Regions from separate parts of the Mus musculus genome. Here region 1 is linked to region 2. The links are chromatin loops, found by intact Hi-C in ENCODE. Cell type or tissue: heart. All regions are shown on one strand. Links, peaks and the distances in the headings refer to the core of each region. The heading gives the core; the rest is flanking DNA. Region 1 holds the start of Tmem214 (transmembrane protein 214). Region 2 holds the start of Khk (ketohexokinase).

Region 1 (14,628 bases), core at 6,629-14,628, 53 kb after region 2:
TTTTTTAAGGGGCAAAATACACGATACTTAAACCCTTTCAGTAAAAGAGTGGCTAAGTATTCACATATCTCATATCTCTTAGACGGCAATAAAGTGCTCAGAAGCTACCCAACCATATAGACACCCATGTGAAGGACAACTGGGATGTTTTAGAACGGACAAAATGCCCATCACTGTGGAAAGCAAGCCACACTAGGTCGGTGGCGATTTGAGAATGAACTGACAAATGCTGCAGGTATGAGCCCAGCCATATTTTCTGTCCTTTATCTGTCATGCAGCCACACCAGGTTACCCTTACCTAAAAGTCAAGCAGAGGAAAGGTAGAAATTTGACACATAATAGAACAGCACAACTGTTTAACAATGTTCCGTGACTTCCAGGTCCGAGTCAGAACTCGTAATAATGAGACAATCCCCTGCCCTTCAGTTTCCTGGCAGGTTCCCCATTGAGCTGCAGCGGCATGAGGTGTGGCTGAGGTGGTGAGGGTGAGGTCAGGCCCTTTCCCTCCCAGTCAGTTGTCACTGGTGAAGGAGTCAGCACTAGAATACAGTCTGGGCTTCACACTGGTTTCATTTACTAGCTCATCTTGGACTCGGATTTGTCGACAGCTCTGTAAAAACGAACCGTCTGGATGTCTGGCTTTGCTTTAATGGAGAGCAGGTGGTACTCATGTAAACAGGAAAAGTGCTGCACCATTCCCATCTGGGGCAAAACAACTGAACAAGAGCGCTCCTTTCCCCAATAGGCTTAGAGCCAAGTAAAGTTGGTGTTAGTGTCCTCATGATGCACCATGGAGAAGCCAACTGATCTAAGTTGAAAAAAAATGTTGCACTAAGGATTTTTTTTTTTTTTCCGAGACAGGGTTTCTCTGTATAGCCCTGGCTGTCCTGGAACTCACTTTGTAGACCAGGCTGGCCTCGAACTCAGAAATCCGCCTGCCTCTGCCTCCCGAGTGCTGGGATTAAAGGCGTGCGCCACCATACCCAGCGCATTAAGGATTTTAATGCCAGAAAATATGAACCCAAATTAAATCACTGCAGAATAGAAGCTAGCAAAACACATAGCTAAAGTTGCTGGATTTAAAACAACAAAAAAATCAAGCTAGCGTTCTGCCAGCCTTGTCACGTGCTGTGGCTGCTCCAGGCTGGCCTCTCCAATATATGAAGTAGGGTGAACTGTTTGTGGTTGATTGACAAGAACACACAGAACATGTGGGGCACTTGGACAATCCGACTTAGAAGGTCATGTTTGGTCCTTGGATGGACAGAGCTTTTTCTCACTGGGAATGACAACTGCCAGGAAGCCAGCAGGGAGCAGATTCTGTGGCTGTTTCCTTCCTAAAATAAGTAGCAAAAGCCAGAGGCCAGGCTGTATAAATTGGGTCAAGATGGTTCCAAACTTGCTACCTTAATTTCACTTAGGGAAGGGACAGAGGGCATCTCCAGGTGCCACAGGAGAGGGGCTGAGGGAGGAAGTGGCTGCTGCTGAGCCATGGGGAAACTTCTGGGAAACACAGCTGCCTTCGAAGCTGCACTTCTTAGTCACCAAGAGCCCACAAGATGAGAACACCCACAATGAACTGTCTTAAACCAAAATGAGGACTGGTGTTAAGCCCTGGAGTTCTTTGTTTTGTTTTGTTTCCCCAAGTTTTGTCTCTTGGAGTTCTAAACCCACTGCCTCATAAAATGAGCCAATTAATAAATTATGGATTGGAAGCCTGCCCAGCTCTGCTCCTGCCTTCCCCATCACACCAAGGCAAACTTTTAGATAGGAATCATCGACAAGTCAGACAAAATCACCAAAGCCAACTGAATCCGAGGAACCTAGTTCTGAATGGTAAAGGTAGACTTTCCCTGCTAGAAGCTCAATTATTGCTGCAAGACCCCAGGCAGAGGCCCAAGGCTCTGCTGTTTTGTCCCTAAACTATGGGGAGTCCTATATGAAGATTCAGACAGGAAAGCTAGAAATCCAGTCTGTGTCTTTATTCTCCCCAGGAGCCATATGCTGACCCCCTTCAGCAGGCTGACAGAGGGCGCTGCTCTTCAGGTGGGCTGTGCTGTGAACCAAGCTGATAGAGAGGAGCCCCAGCAGCGAGCAGAATGGAGTTGAGAAGCCAAGGCTCTGACAGAGTAGGGGACAAGTGGCCTCCTGGGAAGGCGTGCTTGTTCTGGGTGTTTTGAGGTAACAGGCTGTCCACATGGCCTGCATGTCCACTGACAGTCACCTAGGCTGCTGGTAGAAGTGACACTGCTGCTGCCCACTGTGGTGCTGGCCCTCCTGAAGTGCTTTCCTTTTCTCTGCTGTGATTTAAGTCATGACCAGGGACAAGGAAAGGCAGTTACTTCTCTTCTTTGGAGGTGGACTGTGGCTGCTTGAGTGATGATGGGAGGACCACAGGGAGAAGTGGAGAGGCTCCCAGCCTAGAAGAGGCTTGGATGCTGTGCAACTGGGCCTGAGAGACCTCACAGGCCTGTGGACAGGAGGCTGGGATGCTCCTGTCCAGTCTCCTGAAGATGGAGAAGTGAGGCAGATACCTGGTCTCTTGCCTAGGAGGCAGAAGTCAGGCACCAAGTGAAGAGGGCTGCCTCCTCTACTCCGATAGGTAGCCCACCACAGAACCAGTGGCCAGGCAGGCAGGGTCTATTGCTGGGATATCATGGTGAGTGCCCAGTCCAAGAAAGCCACTGTGACATCCTGCAGGCAGAGCCAGGTCCATTGGGCAGCTCTGCTCAACTGTGTCTTAATGCAGTCCCAGGTCACGTCCCCTCTAGGAGAAAAGCAGAACATTTGAGGGCTGGGGATCACTCATGGGCCTGTGTCAGCCCATGGGGCTGCAGCTTAAACCCATAACCCTCTTTCCAGAGTGATTGTGACAAAATGGATGCTATACCTTGTTCCCAGGGACCAGAGTGAAAGTCTTACCTGCAGGCCTCATGGCAATGCTCCTGGACTTGGGCCAGGGCTGCAAGCAGCAAGTGCCATGTGGGCAGCAGCACGCTATGGCAGAAGAGCAGCAGCAGTTCCTTCAAGGCGTGGAAGAGCTGCTGCAGGGCCTCAGGGAGCTGGACCTGCAGCGGGACCATGAGAGTGGCTGAGGTAAGATGCTGACGGCCATGTCCCCTCTCCCAGGGCTTCTGCTCATGCTGAACTGTTCCCTTCTAAGCCTCTGTCCCTGGGAGGATGGGTTCTTTTTTGACTCCTGATCTCCAGCTTACCCTCTGAAAGAAGCCAGCCAGGCTATCACTGAAGCAGGCAAGGTAGGAGGCACAGTGGGCAGAAAGGAAGCTGAATATGGCATAGATGTGTGTCCAGGCCAGCTGCAGACTGGGCTGTACCACAGCAAGCAGGTGGGAGCCACAGGCTGGCAAGGTCTCCTGCAGCCAGCTGTAGAGAAACCAGAGGGAGAGAGGTGCACTCTAAGCTTCCCCTAGCCAACATGCTCACCAACAAACAGCCAAAAACGGGGAGGACGAGGGACAGGGGTATACTTAGTACTTCCCACTGCCCATGCCTGCCCACTCTGCCCCGCTTGACAGTAGCTCACTTGTAGCTCTGCAGGCTGTAGGAGGAGAGTCTCGCACACACTTGCTGGCCAACAGGCAAGAGACCGGAGGATCGAAGCAGCCGGCCAGTGAGGGAGGCTGCAAAGGGAGTTCCAGTGAGGCAGTGGGGCACTGTCCTGTGCTCTCGGGTCTCACTAGACAGGTTTGGAAGATGATCTGGCCAGAGGGGCTGAATACCCTCTGCTGGGTCAGGAGCAGGAAGAATGGGACACTGGGTGGGACACTGGGTGGGACACTGGGTGGGGTCTTGGACTTAGAAGTCAGAAAACCTCAGGTTTGACTCTCTGCCCTTTTACTTGCTGTGATCTTCTGGTTTTTGTTTTTGTTTTTTAAATTAAGTACACTGTAGCTGTCTTCAGACACACCAGAAGAGGGCATCAGATCTCATTACGGGTGGTTGTGAGCCACCATGTGGTTGCTGGGATTTGAACTCAGGACCTTTGGAAGAGCAGTCAGTGCTCTTATGCACCAGCCCCGATCTTGTGTTTTTAAATTACATGTACTAGCTTATTTAGTGTATGCATGCACACATGCTACAGCATGCACTCAGAGGTCAGAGGAGTTGTGTTGAGTTGGAACCCTGGGGAAGGAACTCAGGTTGTTGTGTTTGCAAGCATGTTTGGCTACCTCTTTCTGGTCCTACTAGCTATGATCTTAATCTGAGGCTAAATCTTTCTTCTCCCTCAGAAGTTAAAAGGAGAAAACATGTGTTCAGGTGATGTAAATTTCTAACCATTTCCCCCCTGGAAAGTCCTAGTACGATTGGCCTCTGCAGACTGAGGTGCAGTGTCTGCTCTGTGGCACTGAGAATTCATCAGAACAAGGGTGGTCTGGAGATGCTACACATAGCTCTGTGTCCCCCATCGTGTCCTCTTCCCAGACGACAAACCACTACTTACCCTGCAAAGAGCTGTTTGACCGCAAGTCATGACATAGGAATCCTACTGCAAAGACCAGAAGCAGCAGGAATAGCCGGGCCCAGGGTGGCCGAGGACCCCGTGCCCGTTGCAACAAGCCCTGGCGAGACAGAGAACACAGTGTTCAGAAGGGGAAGGGCTGGTCCTTGCTTCCCATTGTAAGCCCCAAGCGAGGCCTGCATATGAGCTGGAGGTCATGGGGGATCCACAGATGGGGGAGGCAGAGACGTGACCCAATCTAACCCAGGGTGTGTTAGACACATGGAGGCCTTCGGGTGGGCTGGAAGTTGGGCGTCACACCTTGCAGGCTGTGTCACAGGTGAGAACATGCTCACTGCCACCACTGCCCTTCTTCAGAAGCTCCTGGTTGGTAACCTTCAAGGACTGGATGGTTTCTTGTAAAGATTTCCGTGCCTACAGAATACCAAGAGCTGAGTTTAGAGCTGAGCCCTGGCTAGGAAGAGGATTCTGAGCCTCCATCTCGCTTCACATTCGTGTCAAAGGCACAGGAAAGGGAGGGCAGCAGTTAAGGGGCACAAACCAAGAACCAAGACAAACCCCAAGCTCCCGCACCCTTCCAGCTCATTACCTTCTTGGGGATGTGCTCCCAGGACTTGAGTAGGTGCTCCAGCAGCAGGCTGCAAAAGAGTATGCCCCTTTCAGTCAGCAGACCCTGGGCCTGCTTGCCCTCTTTGCCTACCAATTCCTAGGTTCTTAGGGCTGAAAGACCCCCACCCACAGTAGTTCTTTAAAGGACACCCCAGCTGCTGTCTCCCTCAGACTGCAAGGGATGAGCCTGGAGGGCAGCGATCAGTATTTCCGGGATGACACACCAGCGCTAGTCTAGAAAGCATAGACTACAAGGCTTTTCTGTGTAGATCAGGTGACCCCACCGCCACTCACCTGGACTGTGACAGATGCTTGGGGTACAGCTGTCTCCAGACACTAGTGCTAAGGGGGTCCACAGTCAGGCACTGGGTCAGGCTGGCCAGGAGCTGCACAGGACAAAAGAGAGAGAATGCTGGGCCCTCAGGATGGTGAAAAGGAGGGGCACTGGGGCTTCCAGTAACAAGACATCTGCCACAAAGGCTGAGGAGAATTGTCCAGGCCCCTGAGAAGCTATCCTGGTGCGGGGTAGGTGTGGTTCCTGAGCTGCAGCTTGAGTTTAGGGATCCTGTCTGGAAGTGACAGGGTTTCACTGAGCGCTCTCCCACCTGTTGGACTGGACCTGCCCGAGCCAAAAGCAGGACTGGGCGGGGCAGGGAGCTGAGGGGGAAAATCGGCAGCCGAGGAGGAGGCAAGGAGGCTTCTCACCTCTTTCTTCATGGCAGCAGGACAGCTAGGGGTGGCTCTGGACAGGAATGACGGGAAGTAGGTGTGCAGGGAAGATTCCGGCTTGGCCCCAAATGCCAGCACCTTCAATCGGGGGAAGAGCTGGCACAGCTGCTCCTGCAGGCTAGGGGAAGAGGGCCAGGCTCAGGCTATAAATGGAACTGCAGCCCGTGAGGTAGAGTCGCTAAGCATCTGTGGATGGTTCTGAGTCTCTATTCACAGAAGCACCTTGCAAGGTTTGTCAAAGTTTTTACAAGTTTTTAAAGTTTTTAGGCTTCTCTCCCTAAAAACTGCCCAATCTAACACTAAAATGATTGTCATACTCAAGGACAGATATAATTTCTGGGCTCCACAGAGCTCTTGCAGCCTACAGCCGTGGCTTTGGCGGGGAAGGGGACTGGAAGTGCACTACTGTGCTTGTGACTCGCCTCTATACCGGAATACCTCTGCAGTACAGTTCCAGAGCAGGCTTACCTGGGGCTCAGGGAATTGTTGGGCATATAGGCAAAGTCCAGAAGGGGGAAGAAGTCCTTGGGGCCAATCATGCCAAAGCCTTTGGTGAGGTTGGGATGCATCCTAGACAAAGAAGGAGCAGGCTTGTTGGAAACCACTATGGTGTTCCAGCCATGAACTCAGCTAAGCAGTGTCCAGAGGAAAGGCGTAGACTCTACCCCAGCCCCAGCCCTCAATGGCTCCCTCCCTTTCCTTCCTCACCATCACTCGGAGGTGGGAGGAGCTGGTCCCGACTTTCCTCGCATCTATGGAGACCAGGATCATGGCATCCCATTTTGCTGAAACAGCCTCTTGTGGACACCCTGGGCCTTCCCCTCGCTGTCCCCCCATTACTCACAGGAGCAGCCGGTCCAGGTATGCGATGGCAAAGGGAGACAGAGCCTTGATGCCCAGCACAGGCAGCATGATCCCCAGCCACACTGCGGAATCAAGAGTCAGCAAGTCTCAGAGTCATGCATGGGCCTCAGAGGTGACACCAACCCATCCTTCTGTTTGCTACCTTTCAGTCCCTCAGTGAGGTTGGTGAAACCCGCTTGCCCCAGGGCCCACATGATGGTCAGGCACTTTGCTGGTCGGCTCTGGTGGGACCGCAGAAGCTCTAGGAACTGAGGAGGTGAGGAGAAAGGGCAGGTTAAAGGGCCGTGCACCAGGAGCACTATAGATCCTTGTGGGGCAGGTGTCAAGGACAGCACAACTCTACTGCAGTGCCACATAGTGAGTCGTGACAGCTTCCCCCACTTGTTTCAAACCGCCTGACAAATTCTAGGGGAGCTAGGGGACCTCTATGGCCCACCCATTCCATGGATAAAATGAACACACGGGCCACCCTTATCTAGTAGAGTACGCGTGGGGAATGCTAATGTATTATTTGCTGTTTCTTTCCAAGCCCAGTGGTCTGTCTGGTCCTCTAGTCCTACCCCTTGTGTCCCCAGCACCATCCAGGCCTCTCACCTTGTCCAGGTTTGAGGTGACAATCTTAGGCTTGTCTTGCAGAACGGCTTGAATACAGATGCGGTACCCATGTAGCGACTCCCCTAGAGAGATGGGTTCGGTTCTCAGATTTACTCATATGACCTGACATCCTACACTTTTTTATTTCCAGAAGTGAGTCGAATTCCTAATCACTTCCCTTTCCAAAAATGTGTAGATTAGCACTTTTCTTATTGTAAAGGGAACTGATGACCACGCTGAAGGCAGGAAAAACAGAAGTTCTGCTCTCAAGACGGTCATCCTCCATAGGGCGCTCTCACCTGGTGTTTTATCCAGCTCTTGCAGCATGGTGAATAGACAGTGGTCAAAAAAGAGCTCCACAGACCCTGCAGCTTTGGTCAGGAGCCCCCGGATGATCCCACGTAGCTCTCGGCTCACAAGGCTGTAGGGATAATCTGGGGCCATCGGCCTCTGTGAGTGCTAGGACCAGATGCCCTTGCATGAAGGCTGGCTTGCTCTCCCCCAAGGAGACCCAGGACTATTAGGAACATCAAACCTCTGAGAATGTCCTTGGCCTTATCTAAGCTGAGGGGTAGGGGACTAACCATGTGGATACTGGCTCAGAGTGGGCTCCATCCGTGGAGTCTGGAGCTTGTAGTTGAGATAGCTGGCCAGGTCCTTCAGCCACACGGAGGGGTTCCCAGTGAACACGCTCTGGCTCTTGTCCAGTTCCTTCTGCAGAGCTGCCACATCCAGCTGTCAGGGCAGAGACTTCCATGGTGAATTGTAAGAGGAAGGGGAGTGGGACAGGGGTAGGAAAGTGGCTAAAGGAGGTTTTCATATGTGGAATCCTACAATTTTGCCAGATCCAGATCCTAAGAAAGCCTGGGGCGGGACCCTTGAGAATGATGATCTCAGTGCCCCACATTGCGATGTAGGACCTGTTCATGTTCAAGGGCAAGAACAGAGGGCAAGACAGGAGACGAGAGACCACTGCTTCTGTGGAGCTGAGAATCTAAACCAGCTTTTCTTTTCTTTTCTTTTTTTGGTTTTTCGAGACAGGGTTTCTCTGTACAGCTCTGGCTGTCCTGGAACTCACTTTGTAGACCAGGCTGGCCTCCAACTCAGAAATCCGCCTGCCTCTGCCTCCCGAGTGCTGGGATTAAAGGCGTGCGGCAGCACGCCTGGCTCCAAACCAGCTTTTCTAATGTCTCCATCTTGTTCTTGGGATTTCCATCTTCCTGCTCACCTATGTTTCTGACAAATACCAACATTCTTTCTATTCTAAGTGCACGCATTCTTTCCTTCCACATCTCCATATTGTCTGGAACACCCCTGAGTGTCCCAAGTCCCCATTTTCTCAGTCCCCAAGCCTAGGCACACTTACCGCTTTCAGTGCGTCCTCCAGGCGTCGGAATGGGCCCTGTTTCTGGTTTTGGCTAGGAACAGCTGTCACCTTCTTTGGTTGCTTCTTGTTTATCGGTTTCTTAGACTCTGCAGCAGGGGGTGGAACTTGCTCTTTATTCTGCCGTTTCATGATTTTCTCAAAGCCACGCTCATAAAGAGTGCTTGTAGTCTGGATTGGTGCTGGAATGAAGACAGGTAGAAAACAGCAGGCCACCCTTAAGACCCCAGATCCCACTGTACAGTGGTCTCTTCTTTGTAGAGGCACCTAAGTCATTTAGAGGGAGATTCTGGCCCAAGCCCTCTCTTCCTTGGAAGCAGCTTAGAAAAACAGGAAAGAGCCCTCCGGGTGGCTGATTTCAACCACCACAGTCAGGTCCCAGGCCCTCCCAGTTCTTTATTAAACAATTAAAGTATATGGGAACTAGACCACACTTTTTCCAGCACGGCCTCCACCCCCAATTCTTCTTAGTTCTGAGATGACAACTCTATATACTCAACAAGTGGCAAAATTTTTCTCCCTCTCTGGAGATTGTGGGGACAGGTGACACTGAAATTAACTCCTGGTTGGAGAATATGTCGGGCTATTCATCCCAGTGCTGGCCTTCTCATCCACTCCTCTCACACCTGCTGGTTATATAAGAAGGGGCTCCATGTAGGATCCCAGATGCCTCTGCTCCGTGGCTCAGACACCTGGCCAGTGAGGGCCGGGGCAGCTGAGAGGGTTGTGTGCAAAGGCTTGGACAGATAGAGATCGGAATTCCAGTCTCCTCAGACTCGAAAATCGGCTTCTCTGGACCTCCGCTTCCGACCTATGCAGCGGAGATGACCACCTCTCCTCGTGCTGTCCCTGAGTCACCGTGGCCGGGCTCCCGAGGATCGGCTCCCGGCTCCCGCAGCTGTCCGCCGTGCCCCTGCCCCACAGGCCCAGGTGGGCGGCGGCGGATACTCACAGCTCAGGTCGTATTTCAACACTCCATTTGCCTCCCCGAGCGCCCGGCGGTCACTGCCACCGCCGCCGCCTCGCCCACCGCTGCTTGCTCCAGGTCGCCGGCCCCTCTTCACCACCTCCCAGCCACCGCTACCCGCTGATCTGGCCGCCATGACTTCAGCTCCACCACCTCCCGGCTTTCGGCCCCGGACAACCTCCGCGCGGTGCCACGTCTGCTGCCTCCGCCGCCGCAAGGCACCCTGGGATTCGTAGTCCGTTCGCGCCACGGCGCCGCGCCGAGCGCCTGGGGAGTGATGGCGGCGGCCAGGTTCCGCCCCTGGGGCGCAAAAATCCCTACCCTGCACCTGCGGGCGGGCTCGCCTCTGACCCGCATGGAAATGGGACTGTTCCCTTTTTTCTTATCTTTGCAATGCTCCTGAAGGATGGAATGAAAATAGTTCTCACCTCGGGAGAATTTGAGGAATAAATGTGTTCTTACTTCTTAGAAAGTAGTAGTCTGTTAGCAATTAAACTTCGTATTTGGCGGCCAACAAACTTAATTGCCGAGGAGTGGGACGATGCAGACTTGGGGGAGAAAAGTAGAGCGGCAGAAAGACTGAGAAAACTTAGTAGAGTAGCTCAATGGCAGGGCGAGAAAAGTCTGGGGCAGCCAGGCCATGATCCCTTTGGAGGCAGCCAGGAAAGGACAGGCTCTGGCTCATGCCATGTTCCAGATGTTCAGCCCTAGACTGAAAGAATCACACAGCAAGGTCCCGACCCTAGACGGCCTACAAAACTTGAATGATCCCAGCTAGGGAGCATGATGAATGATAAAACAGCAATGAAAATATCACATTTAAGGAAATATGTTGCTTAGTGTGCTTGTGTGGAACTCATGCTCCCGCACTGCTGTACACATTATCCCCCCCAAACCTCCTTGGTTACTTTTTTTTAGACAGGGTTTCTTTGTGTAGAGCTGGCTGTCCTGGTACTCTCCCTGTAACCAGGCTGGCCTTGAACTCAAGAGATCTGACTGCCTCTGCCTCCTGAGTGCTGGGATTAAAGACATAAACCATCACTGACAAGGAGTGGTCCACTTTTCTTACAGGGTAAATTATTCAGCTGAAGGATGCTTGAAGCCCTAGGAGAGGGAGGGAAGTGGTTTCTGAAACAGGTGGCAGTTGAGATGACTCCCAGGAAGGGAGAATTTTCATTGGTTGGGGATCATGGCTTGTGGAGAGACTGCTTCAATCGTATGGCTTTATTAATTTAGGCAAAGGTCTAGAGTGGTAGACTATATAACAAAACTGAAAGTAGTTCGACATGACTTCATACAATTGGAAAAGGATCATGACCGCCAAATCTGGAGTTTATTCTCTAGACTCTAGAAACTGGAGAGGGAAAAGGTGACATGACCCTTAAAAAACAGCACCCAGGCCTGTGTGAAGGATGGGTCACAGAGAAAGAAGGCAGGTGAGGGATGACCAACCCTTGCAGCCTTCTGGTGTCCTCCATCCCCTTTAGGCCCAGCCATAGCTGCCTGTCTTAGGGGTTCTGAGATGGAATGTATTTGGCAAGGAAGGTATCTGTGCTGATCAGCAGTCAGTTCCTTTTTCAGATGCTGTTTCCCTCTACTCAGACACCACATGGTCCTTTGTCCAATCCCTGCTGTCACAGGTATCATCACAGAAGAGGGCCTATGTTGGGAAGAGAAACAAAACTGGCTTCCCCACTATAGCTCCAGCTGATGGCCTCTTCTGTGCACATACCCACACACAAAGACTCACAGATACATAAATAAAATAATAAAAATTTTAAAAAAGTCTAAATCCTAACCAAAGTTTCTACCACCTTCACCAAGCCTTGCCACGCACGTGTGGTCTACTTCAGTGGTTCTCAACTTTCCTAATGCTGCAGCCCTTCAATACAGTTCTTATGTTGGAGTTACCCCCAACCATAAAATTACTTTCGTTGCTACTTCATAACTGTAATTTTGCTACTGTTATAAATTTTAATGTAAATTTCTGTATTTTCCAGTGGTCTTTGGTTACCCCTGTGAAAGGCTGAGAACCACTGGTCTAGACAATCCCAACAGGTTCACATCCACTTCAGCATTCTTGATCTTTGCTGGGTTTCCACGCCTTGGCTATTATGTCTCTTTGACAAACACACTTCAAGAGGGTGGAGTTGTGTGGATGACAAGGGAATGTATCTGACTCCTGTCTCTGTTGGGTTTGTGCTGTTTATATATGCCTGGTAAATGCTGAACCCCAAGATCTGGCTCCATCCTCACATACACTGGCCTTTGTTGTATAAACCAAACTCCCCAAATTAAAGAGGTCACCATTAGATAGGGTAAGGCAGGCCTAGAAGTGTACCTCGAGGACAGCTGATGAAGCAGAACCAGCCTGGATGAGACTCACACAGCAAGTACTATGGGAGTATAGCTAAGAACAGCCGGTCTAGCGTAGGAAAAGAGTTGAGGGTAATCGCCCAATAATTGGGCTAAATTAATAAGACTCTGGGTCAGTGATTGGGTGGATGGCCAGGTCACAATAACAAGTAGTTTTTAAATAGCCAACAACACCCTCCTTCCGGTTAAATCTTGCTCTAAAACAACCCACTTGGGGGCTGGAGTATAAACTGAGTGCTTGCTCTAGTTTTCACACATGCACACGTGTGTGTTACACACGTATGCAAAAATAATAGGAAAAGAAAAAGAGGAACCATGTAGACCCAGCTGTTCTCTGGGCCACAGGCATGTGTGCTGCAACAGCTGTTGTGATGTGTGGGAGCTCTGACAAGGAGTAGAGGGTTACCCTGCAGGCCAGCCTGAAAGAGTCTGCAACAAAACAGTCCTTGGCCAAGAAGCCCCTCCTTCCCCAGTCATCCCATGGCCACTTTCTGGGCTGCCCTCCTTACAGCCACAGCTCTAGACTTCATTCTCCTCCTGAGGACTCCCTGTTGTGGTGAGAACACTTCAAATCCTACAACTGTCTTTCAGGAAGCCACCATTTGGTGCCCCAGACTGCAGGGAGACAAGCCATCCTCTCCTTCATCCATGACGTCAACTGGACAGCATTTGCAGGAACTGGCTCTGTGCTGGCAAGGGCAAGGACTTCAGTACATATCAACACAATTTTCTCAGTGTTTAGTTTTCTCTGTGCCTATGCTACCTGAGTCTGGTGCTTTAACACTAGCCCAGGTTTGCATCAGTCCTGCCCTAGACATAAGAAGTGTATAAACCGCCGGGCATGGTGGGGCACACCTTTAATCCCACCCAGCACTTGGGAGGCAGAGGCAGGCAAATTTCTGAGTTCGAGGCCAGCCTGGTCTACAGCAGAGTGAGTTCCAGGACAGCCAAGGCTACACAGAGAAACCCTGTCTCGAAAAACAAAACAAAACAAAACAAAACAAACAAAAAGAACTGTATAAACCAGCTAGCTAGGGGTCTTTATAGAGAGGTATTTTCGTGATCCACTGGCCTGTAACTCATCCCTAACAAACCCTTGTTACTCACCAAGACCAACTTGAACAAGTCCTTTTTTGGGCTGTTGGTATCATCCCATTTTCAGGGACAGTCTTACATCTCCCAGAGAAATACACATACTACCTGCCTCACAAAGAGTCCTCAGTCGTGGGAGTTGAGTCTAGGTCAGAGCCTGGTTGTCAGTGGTGGCTTCTGCTCATGAAGGTGTGCTGCATGGCTATCCTCTTACAAAAGACAGAGAAGGTGCTATGTTCTGACCCCTTGCTGTGGGTCAATTGAGGAAATCATGGCTTGCCACACAAATTTATTTAAATAAAACTGAACAGATATGCAGGCTGGTGCCCAAGGGGCAAAGGTGGGGGTGAGAGAATGGGGGACAGACAGACAATGGGGGCCAGGCAGAGTCTGTGTGGTCTAACTAGGCTGCAGGAGGGAGTGGCTAGGAAGCCTGGGGCAGTGCTGGGTGTTGGTGCTGAGGCAGGGGCTTGGTGGGGGAGCCCAGTGCCTGGAGGTCATGTCTACTCTCGCATGCTCCCTGGACCCAGAGCACTGCCTCCTCAGCTTCCCTTCCCTTTCCTCATATCAGCCTTTCCCTCATCTACTGAGAGAGAAGTCAAAAGACAAAATAAATAAGAATGGGTGAGTCCTGTCCCAGTCTCGGCTCTAGGGAAGGGGAGCCAAGCCAGAAAGACTACCCCAAGCCCTGCTGTCAGCCCTGGAAAAGAACAGGTAAAGTGCAAGGGCAATCCAGTAAGTAAAAATATACCAATGACTTTGTCAAATATACAGCTGCTGGCTGCCAGGGAGCAGGTGGCTGGCTTGTGGGGTACAGCGGCACCCTGGAAAGTGTTGGCCAACACAGCATAGAGACAACGGAAATAAATAGGAGTGGGGAGTGGACAGGGGTCCTGGACGTCCCCTGGGCCAGTGCCACTCGGGGGACCCAGACAGGGCCTCGTCCTCTCACCTGCCCAAGCCTCCCCCACCACCCTGAACCCCACTCGTCCGGCTCCCTAATGCTGTGGCACTGACACAAAGCACCCAGCTGGCTGACTGGCTGAAAGGAAAGGACTATAATGTGGGGTGGGCATAGTTGGGGTGGGCAGAGTGGAGGTGGGCAGGGAAGCTGTGGTCAGCCAGGGCTGGCGCCTCCCTCAGTACTCGTCCTGGTCTTCCTGTTGGTGTTCTTCAATCTCATCATCCTCAGGGGGTGCAAATCCCTCCTGGAGGAGGGAGAGAGAGATGGTAAGGCAGCTGGCCAAGGGGAAGGATCAGGTTCACACTCAGCCTAGAAACAAGGCATGAGTGGCCACCAGTTCAGGAGCTCTAGCTTGCTCTCGAGTCTCAGCAGAGCAGTGGGAGGGAGGTGAAGAGAGGGCTCACCTCCGTGGCATAGAGAATGCCAATGATGCCCGAGATGACGGGGCTGTTCTCGCTCTCATGTTCCTGGCAGATCAGCTCGATGTCTCGCAATTTGCTGAAATAGAAATCTCGTTCTTTCTCAAGCCCGTCTACGGTCAGCTTCAAGTCCAGCAGCTGCGCAGGCAC
Region 2 (15,095 bases), core at 4,621-12,620:
CACCCTCCTCAGCCCAGGCACAGACAAGCGTAGCCCTGTAAGACTCACACAGATCGGCGCTAGTCCCCGTCATCCCCCAGACCCCTCAGACCCTTTCTTGGCTTCCCAACTCACCCTTTCTTCACTCGACTGTACAAGCCCCTCAGGGCCTCCACTGCTGACTGGAACCCCAGGTGCTTGGCCACATCTTTGCTGACAAACACCTGTAGGCAGTGAAAGAGACTGGTAGTCACCTCTAATTGCTACTCACTACCAACAACCTGGTGTTGACTCCAGGTTATAGCACAACTCCTCCAACTCAGTCACGTAAGTCCCTAGTGTGGCTTCTTGCTGACCCACAGGTACGCGTTTTATGTTTGCTTAAGTTGTGCCAAAATACAGCCTTGGGAACTGTGATACTGTAGCCCTGGTATTTTCATTCTGGCATGAGGGAATTCAAAACCCAGAAAGAGCCTAGAGCGCCATCTTGGGGTGAAGTCAAGCCAGACTGACTCTCAAGAGTGAGCTGTGTTTCATCTGTTCCCCACACAGCCCAGCCCTGCAGAGTGGGTTCATCTGTAAAACAAGGCTCTCTCCACAGTGGCTTCAAGACAGAGTCCCTAGAATAGTTCTGGGGGAATGGGGATCAGTCTGCCATATTTTTTAATTGGGCAACAAGGCCAACAAACTACATCTGGACACTGTCCAACCAGCTTTAGCAGTGATACCCTTTACACTCTGGCCTAAGTTTTCCTTGTACGAGTCTCCTTCCCATCCTCCTCTCATTGCTACTGGCCCTCACAACATGCCATCTAAGTGGGAAAAACTGGTAACTCGGAGAGCAGTCATTCCTTCTTTTGCAGAGGGAAAGACTAAAGCAGACAAACAAGGGACGCCCATAGCTGTCTGAGCCCTGTCCGCCGTACACCTGTGGATTCACCTGAGCGGGAAAAGTCTACTTCTGGGTCACCTCCAGCCTCCCAGCTGTGGTCTTCTGGGAGCTGCTAGGCTGTCACTCAGAGGCTGGTAGGCAGGACTAGGGTCCTCTCTAGCTCTAAGATTCAATTAGCTAGAGATAGGCAGGAGGAGCTGCAGGACACTTACCACCTCACCATAGCTAAACAACTGGAAGAGCTCCTCACGGGGCTTCTCTATCTCCACCGACACCCGGACCTTCTGTGGCAGAGGCTGCTTGGCATTGTGCTCCTCTATCCGCTGCAGCATCTTCACCTGTTCCGATGCATTCCGGCCCTGGGGCAGGACAGGGCAGCTCAGAGCCTAGCTGATAAAGAGTTCATTCCTTCCTCCCTGATGGACCTCTGGGTGAGCAGGGAGAGGGATTGGAGGAAGCTGGGCTGGAGCACTATTGCAGCTACATAATTCTAGGACTGTCATGGACCTTGGAGACCTTATTGGCCAAATTTTTCATTTCCCAAATGAGACTGAAGAATAAAAGATGCTGGACATACATGCCTGTGAACAAAGCACTTGAGAGGCTGAAGCAGGAAGATTGTGAATTCTGGGCTAGCCTGGGCTACATAGTAAAACACTAGAAAGGCGGGACAGAAAAAGAAGCAAAAAAGAAAAAGGCTGGGTGTGGAGGCACACTCCTCTAATCCCAGAACTTGGGAGACTGAATCAGTCAGATTTCTGTAAGTTCAAGGCCAGCCTGGTCTACATAGCCAGACCATGTGTCAAACAAAGAGCAAGCAAGCAAACAAACAAAACACACAGAGAGAACAAGAATGAGACAAAGAGGGAAAGAAGGACCAGGGAGGTGAGACGGGAAAGGAGAGGAAAAGTGAAGAAGAGATGGAGAGGGAGAGGGACACAACCTGAAGACTAAGTCAAATGATGAGACAAGGAGTGGATGCCTGCACTTCTTAAGATTTCCTCTCATCTTGATCCCAAAACTTCTCCCTTGGAAAGAAAGTTCTAATTCCCTCCAGACCCTCTCCTTCCTGTCCTTCCTGTCCTGAGAAGTAAAAGAAGTCAGCAAAGGCAGATACCAGGAGGGAGGTAGCCTAACACAAAAATGGGGTCTTCTGCCCAGTGCTATCTGTGATTGTATGCCCCTGTATCTCTCTTTCTGGGCCTCAGTTTCCTCATAGGAAAACACAGGAGTGGAGAGGGATGGGGAGAGCTATTTAGTATCCCTACCATATTTCATGGTTCAAAGAAATTACAGAAGAGGCTGACCATGCAGAAGGGCCTGACAGGCTAAGCCCCTAGAAACACAGGTAGGGAAGGGCTTGCCTCAATGTGGATCCACTTGAACCGGGTCAGATCGACCTTCTCAAAGTCCTTAGCAGACACATCTGGCAGGTTCCTACATTACAAGACAGGAAGGGAAAAAAGGAGGTCAGCCAGTACCAGGTTCTCTGACAGCTAGGGACCCTGTATCTAGTAGTGATACCAGCAGCATGGCAGGAGGCTGGGGAGCACAGAGCTCTGAGCCCTACGGTGAGGTGAGCCTTGTCCTACTTTGCTTAGGTGTCCTTTTTTGTTGGTGGTGGTGTGTGTCCGTGTTAAATTATCCAAGGATAAACACAATTACAACATGTGACAAGAAGCCAGCCCCATGTTCCTTGGAAACCACGTCCTCCAGAATGAGTGTGTGAGACTACACTTCCCAGAAGGCCTCTTGCTGAGACTACACTTCCCAGAAGGCCCCTTGCTGGGAGCACACATCGAACTACAAAGCTTCTTTAGTTAGTCTCTTAGTTGGGAGCTTGCAACTGACAGAACACCCTACTGAGTCAGGCTCCCCACGTCATCCCTTAGGTCAAAACTGGCACTCTGAGGAAGAGTTTTTGTTTGGCTGGTCTAGGTGGCCTTGGCCACACAACATGTGTTTTTTCTGTAGTGCAGTAGAGTGCCTTCCATCCTCACCAGTGGCATGAGCGAGCCTTTCTGGGTATAAAAGTCCTTGGTCTCCTGGGCCTTCTGCAGTTGGAGATATGTATGTGAATATGCCTGGATCCAGGCCAGAGGGCAATAAACCTTTCTCCTCAGCTTCTCCTCTCCCTACCTGAGGTACCGTGTGCACGTCCTTGATTGGAGTTGCTGCCAATCACCACTTGCTTAATAGATAGATGAAAAAGATTGCCCAATTTGAAAGTCACCTCTAGTATGGGAATGCCCACTCACTTTTGAGATACACCCTTTTGACACATTCGGCTTCCTCTGAAGGGGCCTAAACCTCAGCTCTTTGACGCCATGCTGCAGGCTCGAAACTCTGGAACTGACTCTAGAAGTCCCAGTGGGTCCCTTAGCCCATCAAGGCTTTCTTTGCATTGTCTCCCATCTCCATACACCCAGACCCAAGGTGCTGATTGGCTAATTATGAAAAATCATATCATGAATTACACTCTTTACAGGCCTGCCTGCCCACCCTTGTGCTGGTCAAGGGCAAATTACCAAGCAGGGCAGAGATTACCCCTTCCCACCTCACTTCTCCCCTTATTGAAGACAATTCAGAAATTACTGAACAGTTTGGCAAGGGGGCAATTTCTGTTGTAGAGGAGCGATGGATGGAGATCAGTTGCTTTGCCCAGTGATGAGAGGGGGGACTGATTGGTGGGTTGTGGTAGGGAAAGGCCAAGGGGCCCTTACGTGTCGTAGAGTATAATGGTACGGGAGCCATTGGAGTTGTTGACGATGCAGCAAGAGCAAGGGGTATCTCCCTGGCTCTGCCAAGTCACTTGAGACACATCCACGCCCCTCTGCCTGAAGTCAGCCACCAGGAAGCTTTGGGGGAGGGACCCGAGCCAGGGAGAGGGCAAGGAAACACAGATTAGAGTTACACATAGCCTAGATCTCCTCTGGGAGTGGGAAGGGTGCTTTGGAGCACATGGGCCTCAGAGAAGAAGGGTCCTGTCTGGAGAGTGCAGTATAGTGATGGCCGAGGCAGCAGCTAGCAAAGCGCAGAGCAGACAGGTGTACAAACCTGTAGGCGTGCAGAATGGTGCGGCTGCCGCTGGCCTCGTTGATGATGACTGTAGAAGTGGGGATGGAGCCCTCGGTCTGAAGGACCACATATCGTAAGTCCACAGAATGTTGGCGGAGGTCATCCAGGACAAAACTGCCAGGGCAGAGTAACCCAGAAGAGCAGCTTGGGAAGAGTTTGGGGGACTACCAGGGAGAGAGTAGGGCCTCCAGGGACCCTGAATGGCAGAGGGCTGAGCAGAGGGAAGTAGGAGGGAGCTGGCAATCTCAGTCTTGTCACAGGTGGGAGCAGGGGACAAGAGAGGCAGCGTGCAGAGCCTGGATATCAGAGAAGCAGGATTGAACATTGCAGGTCAGTCTCAGTGCAGTTCACACTGCAGAGCTTTGCTCCCCATCCTTAAAGCTAGACAGAGGTAGAGTTAAGGCTTTAGAGCCTGAATTCCATTTGAACTTAATGAATATGGGTACTGTGGCTTGGTTCTTGCAGGCAGAATCAATAATTAATCACCAAGGTAATACTTTGGACCCCTCCCGGCTGCTCTCTGCATGTTCATCCTCATGGCACAATGCTTTCTGGGATCCCTTCCAATCTTGCCATGGTACCTCTCTAGCCAGGAAGTAATATCACCTTAGGGGACCTGTTGGGTACCATCTTCTAAAAACTAGACCAACCCCTATGGGCAACGAGTTGGTGCATTTGTGGGAGGTCCCTAAATATGGGCCTGATCTAGGACAATGTCACATGATGTCCTCTAGTTAGAATGAGCCTAGGAACATCATTTCAAGTTTAGCCCAGAGGGACAGCAAGGAGGCTGGTTCCACTCCGGCCAGGAAACCCCAGAGCTGGCAACTGTGCCCAGCAGCCCAGCCATCCTGGGTTTTCTCACTACGAGCAGACCTCCCTTTCGGTAAGAAGTACCTAAGCTCGACAGAGTTGTCGGATGCAGTGCATCATCTCCTGACTTGACAACTCAAGGGTCCCTTAATAGTGCCCCCGAAAGCATTAGAAATATTGTTTGCTAACTGACTTTTTTGCACCCACAGTGTCTGGCATATTAAATGTTTGCTGAATGCACAGAAAAAATTCTGAATGGCTCACCCCTCAAATATGATTGGTCCATAAAGGAAAGTCCACTATTCTAAGCAAGAACCAGCGTTCTGCTTCCACCTAGGAAGGGATGACTGTCCCATCTCCAGGACCAGGTCTCTCACTTTGTTAGCTTTGCTCCAGTTTGCCAAGACTGGGAATGTGGCTGGCAACAGCCCCTCAAACTAGGGTTCAAAGGGCTGGGCTTTACAGTCCAGCAACCTGGCAGGCTGCTCCAATGCCCACAGTGGGCAAAGTGTGGGCCACACCTCCTGATAAGTGTGTGCTGAGCTGACAGTGCCAAGAGTCAAAGGGCTCTTGGGTCCTTGCAGTGGCTGACATGGAGTAGACGCGTGGGTCACTTGTGGCACACAGCCTCCAGAGCAAATGGGTCTGGGACCTAGTGTTACTATATGACCTCATGATGTCCTGCGGAGTGTACTCTCAGTACTTACAATGAAGACAGGAGCAGTGACCCTATTCCTCAATGCCGGCCTTCGTCCTGTAACCATGGATGCTGGATGCCCCTGAAGAGGGGAAGGGCACAGCATGTCCCTCACTACCTTTTACCTCAAACACAGCCAGGATAAGGGACATGAGAAGGGCAAAGGCAGAGTCTACAGGAAGCAAAGAAGGAGGTGGTGGGCAGCCTAAGCTCTGCAGCAAGCTGTAGAAATGGAACCTTTACAGAAGAGATGTTAGTACCTGAGCAGCAGATGGTCCGCCCCAGAAGGATCAGGGAGTCTGGAACTCTCCTGTAGGCTACCACCCACCACCCATTCTCCCATCAAGCCCACCCAGGGTTCAGACAACTCTCGTCTCCCTATACTGTGTAGACAATGTGCTCTATCCCTCTACCAGGTACTCCCTTCTAAACTTACTCGGCAACGTGGCCAGGGGCCAAAGAGCCCATGAAGGCACAGCGGGCTCCAAGCAAGGAAAGGACAGTGCAGGAGTTGGATGCGTTGCCTCCACGCTGCCATCTCTGGGACAGGCACCTGCAAAGCACATGGGCAAGTCTCTGCAGCCTCAGCTGACTGCTCGCCGTGGGAAACAGAACCAACCTCAGTCCCCTAGGTAGGAATTCACAGAGTGCAAGAGTTGGGTACATCTGAGTTTCAGCTCATTTTCTAAGTGGGGCTGCGGAGGCTTAGTCCTGAGAAGGAGCTGGGATGAGGGCGGGCTCTGTTCTCACATCTTGGGCTGTATTTGAGTGCACAGCCGCATCCACCTGTTTCTAGGGAACCAGGAACCCACCTGCTGGGGCCATCTCAATGTGAGGGTTCTCTTAACTCTGGGTTGGCTCTTCCTCAGTTACCTCTTCCTTCTGCTGAAGCTTCAAGCTGTGAAGCAGCGCTCACCATGAGGCTCTTTGTCTGGAAGGCTCTCCTCAGCATGGATTCTGGGAAACAGGAGCCAGGCCATCTGACTACAAACCCTATGTTCTGAAAGTTCCTAGGTCAGGTGTGGCTGAGATGTCAGGAAGGACTGGATCCTACACAGTCTTGCTCTTCTGGGAGACTCAACAGAGTCCAGAAACATGGACGTTAAACAGAAACCCAGGTCTGCAGCAGGAAGTGCACCCTGAGGTCAGGAGGGAAGGGGCTCTATCTTCCAAACGGAACTTACTCTATCAGCAGGAAGAGAAAGTGTCCTCCTTCTAGTAGTCTTTCAGACAAACAAGCTGGAGGGAACAGGGTCTTCAGTCTAGCAGAATGTGGTATTACATGCTCGAATACAATCTTTGGAGGGCTTGGATAATGAGATATGCGTGTTTTCCTCAAATAAGAAAAAGCTCAGGGCTAGAGAGATGGCTCAGTGGTTAAGAGCACTTGTCATTCTTTCAGAGGACCAGGGATCAATTGCCAGCACCCACACGGTGGCTCACAGCCATACATAATCCCAGTTCAGGACGCCCAAGTCCTCTTCTGCCTCTATAGGCGCCAGGTACATAAATGGTGTAAATACATACATACGCAGAGGAAACACTCGTACATAAAATAAATAAATCATCCCAGCACCCACGTGGCAGCTCATACCTGTCTGTAACTCCAGGTCCAGGTGATCGGACATCCTCACACAGACACAGACATAATGCAGGCAAAACACCAATGCTCATAAAATAAAAAATTGGAGCACTTGTTGCTCTTGCCAAGGACCCAGATTCAACTCCCACACCCACATCGTGGCTCACAACATCTGTAACTCTAGTTCCAGGGGATCCCATGCCCTCTTCTGACGTCTTCAAGCATCAGGGCTGCATGTGGTACACACACACACTCATACACATAAAAATAATAAAATAAATGAATCTTTTAAGAGAGAGAGAGACAGACACACACACACACACACAGACATACCCTGTGCTCCTGTACCACTGTCTCTGTGCTCCTGGCAAGGGCTCTAACCTCAAAAAGAGTAACTGAAAGCAAAGGGTAAACCCCCCAAGATGGGCAGCAACCGACACGGAATACATCAGGGCGGGAGGTAGAGCCACCCACTAAACGTGGGGACATACATGAGCTATGATCATGCTCTGATGCTTGCTACGAATGTGGCTTGATAAGTGCTACTCCACTCCTCCAAATCTCCTGCTTCCTCAGCTAAGGAAAGGGTCTTTCACAGTTCCCAGGGAGCCTGCAACAGTACTCTGTGGACCCAAAGCCCAAAGAGCACCCAGTCCCCCACCCCAACCGCGACCCCGACCCCGACCCTGTGAGTTCAATGCTGTCAGCGTGCTAGTGTCTTGCCAGGGGTCAACCTTGAACTTCCTTTTAACTAATATCCAAGATACAACATTCATTGTTCAGGGTGCTAGACCACGCCAAGAGAAAGCCGGTGCGCCACCCCACAGAATGCCTTCACGGCACAGCAGCACATTGGAGTGGCCTTTATCAAGAGCAAAGATAAGAGCCATCAAAGGACACTTTAACTTCTACCAGACAATTGAGAATGTTCTGAGAACATCCACTAAGATGTTTACCCACCTTTGTAAAGACCCCTCTTGGCACTTAGCTCCAGGAGAAAGCCTGCTGTGGCTCAGGAGCCAAGTTTCTCCCTGTCTGACCCAGAGAGCCTCCAGCTTTGCTTACACTGCCGGCCAGTCCTTGAGCTAGGCAAGGCTCAAACGCCAGGGCCAGGCTTTTAAATGTGAGTAGTTTAACATCACATACCACTCACTGCTAGCGACCTGGTGTTTTATTTTAGCTGTAAGCGGTAAATTAGAAGTGCATAGGCTAGGAGTTGGGAGACCTGGGGGTTTGGGGTGAGGAAAATTTGTCTGGCACCTTATCAGGTGTGTGAGGGCTCAGGAGGGAAAAAAATCATTACAGCCCTCTCTGTAAACTGAGGATTTTGATGATCGGCAGATTGAAATGGTAAACAGCCAACAACACACTAGTGAAAGCCTGGGTTTTGATTCAGGCATACGTTTGCACTCTTGTTAATTCTGGAGGCTAAAGGAGTTTAGGCCAGCTTGGGCTACAAAGCAAGACTCCGAAAACAAAACAACACACCCCCTGGGTCTTGGTTTTAAAGGTCTCCAGTCTCATGTCTTCATTCTCACAGAGTACCCCTTAGGGACCCGGGACAGAGAACGCCAAGCTGAACTCAGGCCTCACCACATGGAGACAGAGGGCTATCCCTGGTTTAGCAGCCGATTAGCAGTGACACGCAAAAAGACAGGACCACAGCGGCCCTGGGATCTCCGAGGGGCTTGGGCGCCCCTACCTGCGATCCGTGTCTTCCTCTGGGTATTTGTCCACCACATTGATGATGTCCAGCACCACCAGCCCCACGCACAGGATCTGCTTCTCTTCCATGAGGCTGCTCCCCAAGCTTCCTACCCGCAAGCAGAGGGGGTTCCTGCTGGGCTCTGCCTCTTATCTACTGGAGGACCGTGTCCCAACTTCTCACTGGCTACCTTGGCTCCTCCTCTGCGTGCAGAACTCCTCCCGCAGGGAGCTTTCTGCTTTGCAAGGGTGGGTTACCTAGCCCGGCCAATGGCAGGCCCTCTCACTTTTCCGCCTCAGCTGTCAAAGCGAAAGCGCACTAGTAATGCATCGCCTTTCCGATCCCTCTGCGCCTGCTGCAGACCCTGGACCACCCGGACTAGCACAGTCTGGCAACAGAAACTTCGCCTTCGCAGGCGGAGCACAGAAGCAAGCGTTCTCTCCCTCGCCCCGCCAAGGTGGCCCACCCGGCCGAGGCCCCGCCCCCCCCCCCCGCGCCAGATTAACGGTGTCACGTGACGGGGAACGCTGCCAGCCTTCGCAGTGGTTCTGGCCTAGCGCCCCCTAGCGGCCGCTGTGGGGACCGGTGGCCGTGACCCTGAGTCCGCAGGTGCCCTTAGTAGGGAGCACACCCAAAGATCACCAGCCTAGGTTCCCTCCGTAGAACTCTGTTTCCTCCTGTCCTGTCCCTTAACTACCCCCAAACATGTACTAGAGCAGAATAGCTATGTTTTGTAGAAAAAAAAAAAGTGTCTTTATTCCTGAATAGTTTAGTACGGTGGTGTGGACTGGGGAGAGCCCTGGAGGGTAGGTTCCTCTTCCGCAGCTTGGGTCCCGGAGAGGGCTCTGGTGGGGACGGCAATGAGGCCAAAGGTCAAGAGGAGATGCCTCGGTCCCATAGACCACGCAGTCACAACGTACGGAGTGACCGATTTGGATGCCTGAACCGCAGCGGGACGTGGTCGCCAGACTTGCCCTTGCCTTGGTGGGTAGCCACCATCCAGGTGGCTCTGCGGCCCCTGTAGATAAGTTTGGTGGTCGGGTCCACCCTGTCTACACCTGTTCAAGCTCTGTGTCCTCGTAGAGCAGGGCTCCGCTGAAGATGGTGAGCGGCTCCTCGGAGTGTGCCAGCTGCCCCATGACCAGGTCGATGCAGACAGTGTCTCCGACCTGCAGTGGCAGAATGAGGCTGAAGACGCCCAGAGCGCCTGGGCTGGGCTGACTTTCGGCCACAGGCTTATTCTCCAGTCCCTCGGGTTCATAGCCTCCCGAGTCTATGCGGGCCACGCCCAGGTTGGAGCGTGACAATACTGCTTCCACTTTCTCATGCCGGTGCCCAGTAAGTACAGCGCTCAGCAAATAGCGTCCAGCCAGTGGTGCAGTGAATACACCTGGAGACAAGGATGACAGTCAGGAGGGGAGACGCTGGCTGGGACAAGGAAGGTCTCTCGGAGAGTGGGTACAGCACTCCTGGCTGTGGAGTGGCCCACCCGTCCTTTCCCTGCTATTCCACTAACTGTACACTGTAGGAATCCCCTGCTGCATCTCCAGCAGTTGCTGCAGAGTGTGTGCTGGAGTCTGTCCCAGTAAAGATCCGTGTGGTGTGGATGTCTCCTCCCCTCCCCCACTCTCTCTTTGCCTAACTGTGGTGTGAGTGCATGGAAAGAATAGAGGTCTTTGTAATTACAAGTGAAAAGCTGTACTTGTCTGCAGAGGTGTGAAGGAGGCATTAGTACTGCTCAGCTTCACCCGTTACCTCACTAGGCCACCCGTCGGCCTTTTAGTTACCTGTCTCTGGGTCATAGTAGCCTCCATCATTGAGCAAGACTCTGTCGAAGGGGACTGTGCCAGGTTCTGACCGTGGCAAACTCAGGGCAGCTGAAAATGCTACCCTAGGCACAGGGGCTGCTGGTGCTCCCTCCGCTCCTGAATAGAGATAGTGTTAGCATGGATGCTCATAAATAAACTCCAGTCCCCATCCCTGCTGCCCAGGCTGCCTGAGGACTATAGTCTTCCAGGCCCAAGCTCCTGGCCCCTTCCAGAGTCTAACGACTTACCCTGCTCCCCTTGAGGACCTGTTGGAAGAAAGGGACCACAGTGAATAGGACATCTCTCACCATGCCCTCACCCAACATCTGCTCTCTTGCACTGCTCTGGGTGTTAGGTGTGGAATGTGATGCCAAGAAAAGCGTAAGTGGGCTCCAGTCTGGGCAGATGCTAGACCACAGCCTCAGCCAGGAGCTCCTCATACGCTACATGAACTGCAATACGGCAGGGAGACCACAGTGCCCAGGAGCCAAATGACCACTTTCTTTTTCTTGTTTTCTTCATGTATACAAGTACACTGTAGCTGACTTCAGACACACCAGAAGAGGACATCAGATCCCATTACAGATGGTTGTGAGCTACCATGTGGCTGCTGGGAATTGAACTCAGGATCTCTGGAAGAGCAGTCAGTGCTCTTAACCGCTGAGCCATCTCTCCAGCCCCCAATGGCCACTTTCATTCAGCTCCTAGTCACTTTCTTTTCACTGTCAGCCATCCGGACCTCTGCTTCCTTACTCCTTCTCCGTCAAGCTCAGTGTGGAATACTATGCAGGGCTGCCAGGATAGTGGTGTCTCATCCAACATACCTGGTGGGCCAATGGCCCCCTGTTGTCCGTCTTTGCCAGGAGGTCCTGGAGGTCCTGCAGGGCCTGAAGGCCCTTGTAGCCCGGGAGGCCCTGGGGGCCCAGCCTTGCCTGAAGGTCCTATGGTAACAAAACCAAAACCGAGATGAAGGTCAGCCATGCTTTCCAACGGACAGGAAAGGCGGTGGCGCCACAGGTAGGAGATGGGGAAGACTGATGGAGACACGGGGTCCCTCGGGCTGCAGGCAAGGTGTCTGATTGATAGAGCCACATACCAGCACAAGCCACATCCCAGTTCCACCCAAAGGCCCATCTAAGCAACCAGAAGGAGGGCAGGGAGCTACACCACAACAGCTTCTCTGCAGACATACGTCAACCTCCCTGATGAGCAGTAGGGGCTAGGACTGAGGCAGAACAAAGAGGAGGCGAGAACACCAGGCCTCCTCACTGGCTGCGAGGCAGGGAGCAAGAAGGGGCCTCCCTCCCTGCACACCCCACCACGCCTTCTGTCCTCACCAGTGAAGTCCTTTAGGCTAAGTTGCTGCAGACGGTCTTCCAGGAGCAGCAGGGAATTGTTGAGGGCACCAAGCCGCCTGCCCAGGCCTGCCTGGCCCCCCAGCAGCTTCTCCAGCAGGGCGGCCTGTGTCAGGCTGGTGCTGTTGCTTTCCCGTACTGCAGCCCAGAGCCCAGCCACGTGTCTGGAGAGGCCTTCACGTAGGCCTTGTAGTCCCCCTGCCACGGTGTCCAGTCGTTCGCAGACTCCCTCAAGGCGGCCTAATCGCCCCTCTAAGCTAGGGCATTGGCCAGCCTGTGCCTGGCCCTCCTCCAGGCCTCGGAAGCGCTCCTCGCTCTCTGTGACGTGCTCCGTGGCCTCCTGCTGTAGTCTGTTGATTTCAGAGATGATGCTGTCCTTGGTGGCCCCCAGGTCAGCCAGATCGGCACCCTGACCCTCCACAGTGGTCTGGAGCTCGTGGAGTGAGTCGTTCAGGGAGCTGAAGGTGAGAATAACCTCAGAGAGTTCTCCTTGAAGGGCCTGGAGGGCTGAGCCTGAACTGCCCCCAAACACACTGAAACCATCCAGAGGCCCACGGCTTGGTCCCCCAACCCCTGGGCCAGCTCCAGGGCCCCGTGGAGGTAACAATGGGCAGGAGCAACGTTCCACACCATCCCGAAGGCGGCCCAGCTCCTCCTGGACACCACCACAGGCGCCACAACCCTCATCCCCACGGGCTTGCAGCAGACCCTCCAGCTGGCTTAGCTGGGCTGCGGTAAGATTGAGGCGCAGTAAGATTTCTGCTGCAGTCTCCTCCTGTGCATCCATGCGCTCCCGAAGCCGGCTCAGGAGCCCTTGCAGTCCCTCCAACACGGCCTGCTGAGCCTCCCCTGCTGCCTCTGCTTCATGCAAGCCAGAGCCCACTAGCTGTAACCGGCCCTCGCTGTCCAGCACCCTGCGTTCCAAGGCACTGAGGATCTCATTGACCCGAGAATCCTGTTCCCCGGGTGCCCCAGAGCAAATCTGCCCACAAGTCCGAACAGCCCCTGCCACCTGCTCTTCCAGCAGATCCATGCGGCCACCCAGCTCCCTGCTCACATTGGCTAGTAGTCCCTCCAGCTTTTCTAGCCGTCCTGGAGCAGCAGGCAACCAGTGGCCCAGCCTCCCTGGTCCTCCAGGCCAGTTCTTCTCTTGCTCCTCTGAGGGACCTAGGGTAGAGTTGAAGCGGTCCTCCAGGCGAGAAAGGCGGGAGGCCAAGCTGGTGTAGCCTGGAGGGTGGCCCCCCTGCCCAGCTGCTCCTCCAAGCTCAGAACCTCTGCGTCCACTTAGCACTGTCAGTGAGCCAGTCACTACATCTAGCCTCCGCTCCAGCTCAGACACTCGTCGACCCAGCTCTGGGGGGCAGCATTCCTGAGGGGGTCTCCTGGCCATGGCAGGTCCCACAAGCTGTTGCTGCCGCTCCTCCATAGAGGACATTAGCTTCTCCAGGGTTCGCAGCCGCTCCCTATCCTCTTGCTGCTGCTGGCGGAAGCCATCCAGCCCCGTCAGGCACACTGAGCAAGACTCTTGCAGCTGCCGTTCCAGCTGCCTTAACAGTTCTTCACTGGGGCCAGAAGGAACTGGGACAGGGCCTGAGGCCCTGCCACCTCCACCAGGGCCTCCATTATGATGGTTGTTAAGGTGGCCCAGCTCCTGGTCATGAGTGGAGACACGGTTGTCCAGGAGCTGCAGCTGCTGCTGGATCTCACTGAGGGTTTCATGCACGCCCGGGCGGGCAGCTGCATCTGCTGGCTGCTGCCTTCCATTAAAGACTGTGTCCACAGCTCGCTGTACATCTTCTGCTAGGCGCCCATTCATCCCCTGCAGGACACCCCGAAGGCCTTGCAGCTCTTTGGTCAGACTCTTCACCTGCCGCTCTAGCTGCTGCACCTTCTCTGACTCAACAGGACCTGAAGAGAGAGAAAGGCGGATGACTGAGCAGCTGGATCTCAGAGCTCAGATTCTATGGCCCAGTCTCTGCCTACTCCAACTCCAGCAAGAGTCAAGGGTCAGAAGGCTCTCCTTTGGATGATTTGGGCAAAAGGGAGTGGAGGGAAGGAAGGAAGGAAGGAAGGAAGGAAGGAAGGAAGGAAGGAAGGAAGGAAATACCATTCACTGAATGTCCTTGGGCCAGATTTGGACCACAGCTCTTAAAACTTTTCTATTGGGCAGATACTTTTGCCATTTGATGGCACAGGAAACGGGGAACCAGAGAAATTAGGCAAGTAGTTCCAGAGAATGCGTTTAACAAGTGGCCATGTCAAATTTCAAACTTAGATCACCCGGCCACCCAACTTGTCCCCAGGACCTCTTGACTTCTTGGAAACCATTTCCTTATCTGGAAAATTCGATTGACACTATGTGTCCTGCCTTTTAGGGCTGTCAAACAGTTTAAAATGGAAATGTGGGAAAGTACTTCACATGCCACTGTTGCAATGACTGGGCCCTTCCCTAAACCACCAGAGGGACAAACAAGAGGCTCTTGCAGCAAGCCTGCTGGGGTGCTGGCTGGCCAGCCAGTTTACCAGAAGTTCCTGTTTCCATAATTATAGTTCAGTTATCTCTTTGGCAGGAAAGGACCACGCATCCGGTGTGCCTAGCCTAACTCATACACATAGGAGGAAAGAACACAACAGAGGCGATTGCATTCTGGGACCTGCAGTCTCCAGGGGCCTGGGAGGGGGTTGGGACCTGTAGTCCGGTGCAATGCATGCTAGGATTTGTAGTCTTAACTATCTTCCCTGCAGACAGAGATTCTCAAAGGAATTCCCCACGCTTCTCCCACAGCTGTTCCCGACTACGAAGGACCTTGGCCACTAGAGGGAGTATGTGAACAAATTGTCTCTATGCCTTCTTGTCTTATCCAGATCTTAAGTTTTCAGGTCTTTCAATCAGTCTCCCCCAAGCTCTGCCCTGCCCCCCACCCGGCCCCCAGACACACTCAAATCACACAAGCATGCAAACATTCGAAGTTTCAGGGACGTCATTACCTCTGTTATAACCACCTTCCCCCCAAGTTTAGAGCATAGAGGTTTCCCTCCCTCCACAGCTGGGCCCCACATTTTCCACCCAGGATTCCCCCATGCCTAGCAACATGCAGGCTCACCTTCTCCTCCCAGTCCACTGAGATGGCTGCCGGCACTGGAGCCAGACAGGTTGGGGCGCACAGGCCTGGGCCGGGGAAGTGG

What was found. Hi-C counts contacts between places; a loop is a spot of excess contacts. Peaks named below come from ENCODE experiments on the same cell type or tissue, not always from the same donor. Only the 100,000 strongest peaks of a DNase experiment are listed, where the experiment ranks them.
Region 1: it touches region 2 in a loop (2.5-fold over the local background); 5 of 42 quality-filtered maps call a loop at or near these places.

The regions. Positions count from the first base shown.
Region 1 is chr5:30,864,803-30,879,430 of GRCm38, reverse strand. It overlaps Mapre3 (microtubule-associated protein, RP/EB family, member 3), which reads right to left. Exons shown (of 6, transcript NM_001310516.1): 5 at 14,464-14,616; 6 at 13,325-14,303. The coding sequence ends at 14,235. It overlaps Tmem214 (transmembrane protein 214), which reads right to left and starts at 9,852. Exons shown (of 17, transcript NM_144525.4): 1 at 9,613-9,852; 2 at 8,643-8,842; 3 at 7,861-8,011; 4 at 7,576-7,710; 5 at 7,277-7,359; 6 at 6,825-6,930; 7 at 6,663-6,744; 8 at 6,287-6,388; 9 at 5,795-5,936; 10 at 5,384-5,475; 11 at 5,070-5,118; 12 at 4,781-4,894; 13 at 4,463-4,580; 14 at 3,545-3,641; 3 more. The coding sequence starts at 9,763. The coding sequence ends at 2,641. In heart, for the core only: no CTCF peak of the experiment used is centred there; DNase peaks (open chromatin) are centred at 6,680, 9,840 and 10,290; H3K4me3 peaks cover 2,012 bases; H3K27ac peaks cover 1,967 bases.
Region 2 is chr5:30,915,656-30,930,750 of GRCm38, reverse strand. It overlaps Emilin1 (elastin microfibril interfacer 1), which reads right to left. Exons shown (of 8, transcript NM_133918.2): 3 at 15,014-15,095; 4 at 11,892-13,817; 5 at 11,379-11,495; 6 at 10,803-10,820; 7 at 10,534-10,671; 8 at 9,476-10,136. The coding sequence ends at 9,799. Khk (ketohexokinase) reads right to left here and starts at 9,192. Exons shown (of 9, transcript NM_001310524.1): 1 at 8,744-9,192; 2 at 5,896-6,012; 3 at 3,929-4,063; 4 at 3,595-3,729; 5 at 2,236-2,308; 6 at 1,084-1,230; 7 at 115-203; 8 at 1-35. The coding sequence starts at 8,835. In heart, for the core only: CTCF peaks have their summits at 9,103 and 9,326 (motif pointing left); DNase peaks (open chromatin) are centred at 8,960, 9,940, 11,840, 12,540 and 4 weaker places; H3K4me3 peaks cover 2,667 bases; H3K27ac peaks cover 2,857 bases; H3K27me3 peaks cover 919 bases.